2 separate regions of the Homo sapiens genome follow, and region 1 is linked to region 2. The links are chromatin loops, found by intact Hi-C in ENCODE. Cell type or tissue: body of pancreas. All regions are shown on one strand. Links, peaks and the distances in the headings refer to the core of each region. The heading gives the core; the rest is flanking DNA.

Region 1 (2,909 bases), core at 219-2,718, 250 kb after region 2:
TTCCTTTTGAGCAGCGGGGAGAGTGGGGTGGGGTATTGGTCAAAGGGTACTTTAGCTAAATCTGTTATACTTTTCTTTAAAAAAAAAAAAAGATCTGAAGCAAATATGATAAAATGATAAAAAGTTGATAATTCTGAGTGGTGGGAATATGAGTGTTTATTAGGTTGTTCTTTGTACTTTTCTATATCGTTTCAATTTCTTAAAAACAAAAGTAGGCTGGGCATAGTGGCTCATGCCTATAATCCCCACACTTTGGGAGCCCAAGGCAAAAGATCACTTTGATGCCAGGAGTTCAAGACCAGCATAGGCAACATGACCAGACCCTGTCTCTAAAAAAAATTTGTTTTTAATAACATTTGTCTGGCATGATGGTACATGCCTGTAGTTGTAGCTACTTGGGAGGCTGAGGCCGGAGGATCCTTTGAGCCCAGGAGTTTGAGGCTGTAGTGGGCTATGATTGCACCACTGCCCTCCAACCTGGGCAACAGAGCAAGATTCTGTCTCTAAAAATAAAAATAAAAAAGCAGGCAGAGGCTGAACACGGTGGCTGATGCCTGCAATTTCAGCACCTTGGGAGGCCAAGGCAGGAAGATCACCTGGGCCGAGACCAAGTTGGAGACCAGCCTGGACAACATAGTGAGACCCCATCTCTACAAAAAATAAAATTAGGCTGGCATGGTGATGTGCACCTGTAGTCCCAGCAGCTTGGGAGGCTGAGGCAGGAACATCGCCTGACCCAGGAAATTGAGGCTGCAGTGAGCCGAGATTGCATCACTGCACTCCAGCCTGGGCAACAGAGTGAGACCCTGTCTCAAAAAAAAAAAAAAAAAAAAAAAAGAAGACAGAGGAACAACACTCCAGCATGGGCAACAGAGTGACACCCTGTCTCAAAAAAAAAAAAAAAAAAAAAAAGCACAGAGGAACAAAGATGGGCAGTGGACAGACTGCTTTAAGGAAGCTGGAACAAACAGAGGCAAGGCCAGCTGAATTTGAAAGAATGGTAAGAGGCCCAATGAGGCAGCTGAGGGCAGAGCCTGTGATGAGGGGCACGCATGGGGAGCTGTGTTTTCAGGGCAACAGCATAGCAGGGAGTCCCCCAAACTGGGAGTCCCACAAACCAGGCTCCCCTTGGATCCTGAGGGGTTTCTTTGGGGATCTCACTCAGGAGCTTTTGGTAGAAGGGTGGTTACTGTTGTTCAGTCCTGAGATTGATGCTCCCGTAGGGATACTACTGGAAGATTTCTTGGTTGTGGGAGTGTCCATGGTGCTGGACATCTGCATTCACAAAGGTGGGCTCACATTGCCCCCTAGTGGCCACAGAGTCTCTGCACAAATGTCACATTTCTCAGCTGTTTTTTTGGAGACAGGGTGGTGCTTGCTGTAGCCCAGCGCCCAGGCTGGAGTGCAGTGGTGCATTCTCGGCCAGCCTTGACCCTCGCGGGCTCAAGCAGTCCTCCTACCTCAGCCTCCCGAGTAGCTGGGACTATAGGCATGCACCGCCACGTCTGGCTAATTTATTTTTTGTAGAGACACAGTTTCGCCATGTTGGCCAGCCTGGTCTCAAACTCCTGGACTCAAGTGATTCTCTCGCCTCAGCCTCCCAAAATGCTGGGATTACAGACGTGAACCACAGTGCCTGGCCTATTTCTCAGCTTTTAAGGCCCAGATTGAACTCCCCTTTCACCCCATCTCCCATCCTTTACATAAGTAATCCCACTAAAGAAAGGATAGAAGGAGGGAGGAAAACTAGTAGTCAACTGTCTTTGGAGATGAAAAGAAGAACATTGTAACACTCCCCTTTGTTTCAGAAAAGATCCTTAAACAGCACTGATAACTTTCATTATTTTAAATACTGTTGTTGATAAAGGCTAAAAAATAGCTGTAACAATGCTAAGGGAAGCAGTAACGGCCGGGAAGAACAAGAAGAGCAGGTGTAAGAGGATGTGGGATGGCCAGAGGGAACATAAACCAGGAAACCTGGATAGAGAGAAAAATCAAAGGCGGGATTAAGCGTGGAAAGAGCCTGGACACTAGTCAGGAAGAGCCTGGACCTAGTGTCTGTCACTCACTAGCTGCGGGGTAGCAAGCAAGTCATTTTGCTTCACTGAGCTTATATTTTCCAATTAAAATGGCAACAACTGGCTGGGCTCAGTGGCTCACGCCTGTAATCCCAGCACTTTGGGAAGCCAAGGCAGGTGGATCACCTGAGGTCGGGAGTTTGAGACCAGCCTGACCAACATGGAGAAACCCTATCTCTACTAAAAATACAAAATTAGCCAGGTGTGGTGGTACATGCCTGTAATCCCAGCTACTTGGGAGGCTAAGGCAGGAGAATCACTTGAACCCTGGAGGTGGAGGTTGTGGTGAGCTGAGATCACACCATTGCACTCCAGCCTGGGCAGCAAGAGTGAAACTCTGTCTCAAAATACTTAAAATAAAATAAAATAAAATGGCAAAAACTGCAATGACTTTTGCATCAACCTAACACATAAAATGAGCTCCTCTGATTGGTTTATTATTCTCTGAATTAAACAAGAGACAGTGGAGCACCATGGCTAAGTGCCCACTGGAGCCAACAAAATGCCAGCATTTCCACTTACTGTGTGGTCTTGGGCAAGCTACTGAAACTCTCTGTGCCTCAGTATCTTGAGGGGTGTTAACAGAGCCTCACAGGTCTGAATCTGTGAAATTTGATGAATTAATGTACACAAAGTGCTTAGAGAAGTACCCGGCAAGCATACACTAAGAGTTGGCATTTTTTTTTTTTTTTTTTGGATTTATTGATCATTCTTGGGTGTTTCTCGGAGCGGGGGATGTGGCAGGGTCATAGGATAATAGTGGAGAGAAGGTCAGCAGATAAACACGTGAACAAAGGTCTCTGGTTTTCCTAGGCAGAGGTCCCTGCGGCC
Region 2 (2,909 bases), core at 318-2,817:
GTGTACCATATTATCCTTAGTATTTAGAATATCAGTAAGTATACTGGCCGCTTGGAGTATGGGGGAAAGGGGGAAAGAATATTAGTAAATGTTTTAATAAATGAATGAACAAGAGCCCTTCAGCCAACAGATACTGCACTGAGAAGTCTAAGGTGTCTTTGATAGGCTTAATACCAGAATGTGGAGACTCCATTCTGCTCTCCCAAATCCAGATGTGGTCTGTATATAGGACAACCCAGTGGGACAGGTGGCCATAAGAGCAGTGTCATGGGGGTTATGTTACCCATGATACACTAAGGAGTGTCAAACACAGTTTATCTCCAGATCCAGAACCTAGTATTCTAGTATAGAAATGGGGTTGAAAAAGCAGAGAACTATGGTGTTTTAAATCCTCAGCTCTCTGATCACCAACAAGTAGCCAAGCAGCAAGCTAAGCTGCCTAATGGCCCTGGGTATGTAGTTAGAGCAGTGGAGTCAGTTTATGCCAAGACTACTTCTCTCTTCTGTTCAAAATTTTCTCCCTGGAAGGTTATTTATTTTATTTGTAAAATCCAGGGTATTTTCCAAAGCCCCAGACAAAAGAGCCAACACATATCCAGTATCATCTGATGGAAAACTTTTTTCAGTTTGAGATGTGCCTGTGGCCCTTCAGGATTCACTGACACACTGGCATGGCCCATCAAGCCATCCACCTGTCTGGCTGTGAATCCACATACTTCCCACCAAGAAAAGCAGAAGTAAACACACATCTACAGTTCTCTGTTCTCTTTCCACTAGAAACACTATCTCCTACCTACCACTACTCCTCCCAGCCCTGCTGCTGCTCAGCAAACACTGGCAAAAGTGGGAGCACTCAGGGCAATGAAACATACCCAAAGATGTCTTCGAATGTATGAAAGTGGAAAAATACCCTGGTTGATAGGGCCATGGACATAGACCCTACAGAAGCCTCTCTGTACTCTGAGGACCTGCTCTTCTACCAGCAAGCTTGATTCTGACTTCTTAGGAGGAAAATGGGGTAGAGCCTCTGGGCAAAAATGAGAAGCATTCCTTTTTTCCCTGTGGTCTCCTCACAGACAGGAGCATCCATTTGCTGTCCCCATCTTGTCCCTATATCTTGGCAATGCCCATGAAACCAAGTCCAAACTCCTTAGCATGGCAAACAATGTTTTACGGGAAAGCAGCTTCTTAATTTTTCTTAGCTTCGATTTCATCATGTATAAAAGAGGTATTAAATAAGACTACTTCATAGGGTGGAGATAATTAAATGAGGGCCTAGACAAACTTAACAGGGTGCTGGGCACAGGATAGGTGCCCAGTAATTGTGTGTTAGCATATAGATTATGATTTGCTCCTTGCCGATTCCTCCAGCTTCCTGTGTCACCAGACCATGCCCATCTTTCCCCGCCCCAGGCAGAACTCCAGCAACATTTAATTACGGTTTTTAAAGGTACTTTGCTCTCTCTCTTCCCCCTCTGGACTTTTGCATATTAGCTTTTCTGCTTGAAATGCCTCCTGTCCTCCTTCCCTAACAATTCCCATATCCTGGCTAACATCTGTTTTTTTAGGACTCAGGTTAGGAGTCATTTCTTCTCCACCTCAAGCTGGATTAGATGTTTCCATAGCAACCAGTGCTTATCAGTATCAGTGCACTTATCTCTCTATAATTGGCTACTTATATATCTGTATCCTTTATAAGGTTTCAAGGCCCTGAAGAGCCAGAACTGTGCCCTATTCTCAGAATTATATCTCAAATGTTGGAAAAGTGCTTCACATATAGAAAACTACGGTCAACATACTCCCCCCACCCCCCCATTTTTGTGAAATGCTTACATTCTCTCTTGCATTGTTTAAAAACTGGCTGGGCATATTCCTGAGAAGCTAGAGATTCCTACCCACAACTCTGGGATAACTTACAAGGGACACAGACATCTGCACCTTTCTAGGACAGTTCCCACTCCATAACCCTACCTCAAGCTCATGCAATGGGTGGCTGGATTCCCTGAGAGAGGACAAAGAAAAGGCTGAAAGATGCTCATCAGGATTAAAAGGGACTTTGCATCCTTCCTTTGAGAGATAGGGCCTGGCAAACACCCAAGACCTGTGGAGAAGTGCTCCTAGCTGCTCACCTGGTAGATATGGTTGAGTTTGAAGTGTTTGAGGAGTAGCAGAAGCAGGGTAGAGATACTCTTTACAATAATCTCCTTGTGCCTGTTCACATCGATGCCCAGCTTCATGCTCTGGAGAACAGTGATGCTACAATGGGGAGAGAAGGTATTAGTGCAGAGAGTGGCCTTAAAGGGAGCCCTGTAGGGATCCAGGTATTTGGGTCTGATACAATATACACAAGAGAGCCAGAACTTGGGAAACTTGAACTTCTGTGCCAGGGAAACCTCCAGAGTTCCCACTTATGAGCCTATCTGAAGAAATGCTCCACTGATCTCTTTGTTTCCGTCTCTCTTTTGGCAAGCTCATCCCTTGGCAATGTTCACCCAAATACCTGGGCAGCCAGTCGCTGGCACTGGTGTCACCCTCCAGATCCAGAGTTCTGAGCTAAAAAGAGCCAAGCAGAAAGCCCTGTACGGGAAAGGGGGTACTGGTGGGCAGAGACGGGGAGATCTCTTTGGAGACAATCTCTGTAAGTGTTAACAAGGTGAGTGGGGACTAGAGAGAGCCTGCAGATAAGACAGCTAGTATCCAGCAGCTGCCCCCGTTGAAGCACTCACGGCATCTCCTCAGGTAGGACATCTGCCAGGATATTGATAGAGTCTGTCTTAGCCTTAGAGGTGGGAGCTGCAGCCAGCAGAATCTTAAGCAGAGCGATCTGAGAAGTAGAAAATAAAGAAATTTACCACTGTCAAACCCACTCAGCAAGGAAGTGATTCTTCCACACCCTAACCGCCCTATAA

Evidence for each region. Hi-C counts contacts between places; a loop is a spot of excess contacts. Peaks named below come from ENCODE experiments on the same cell type or tissue, not always from the same donor. Only the 100,000 strongest peaks of a DNase experiment are listed, where the experiment ranks them.
Region 1: a loop joins it to region 2, with 2.5 times the contacts of the local background. A loop is called at or near these places in 85 of 110 quality-filtered maps.

The regions. Positions count from the first base shown.
Region 1 is chr7:129,217,129-129,220,037 of GRCh38, reverse strand. No RefSeq gene overlaps it. Among named protein-coding and RNA genes, the nearest start is that of AHCYL2, 6.4 kb to the left of the region's middle. RefSeq lists enhancers at 1,278-1,327, 2,712-2,909. In body of pancreas, for the core only: a CTCF peak has its summit at 1,305 (motif pointing left); a DNase peak (open chromatin) is centred at 1,307.
Region 2 is chr7:129,463,959-129,466,867 of GRCh38, reverse strand. It overlaps STRIP2 (striatin interacting protein 2), which reads right to left. Exons shown (of 21, transcript NM_020704.3): 15 at 2,727-2,824; 16 at 2,130-2,256. Among named protein-coding and RNA genes, the nearest start is that of STRIP2, 31 kb to the right of the region's middle. In body of pancreas, for the core only: no CTCF peak of the experiment used is centred there; no DNase peak of the experiment used is centred there.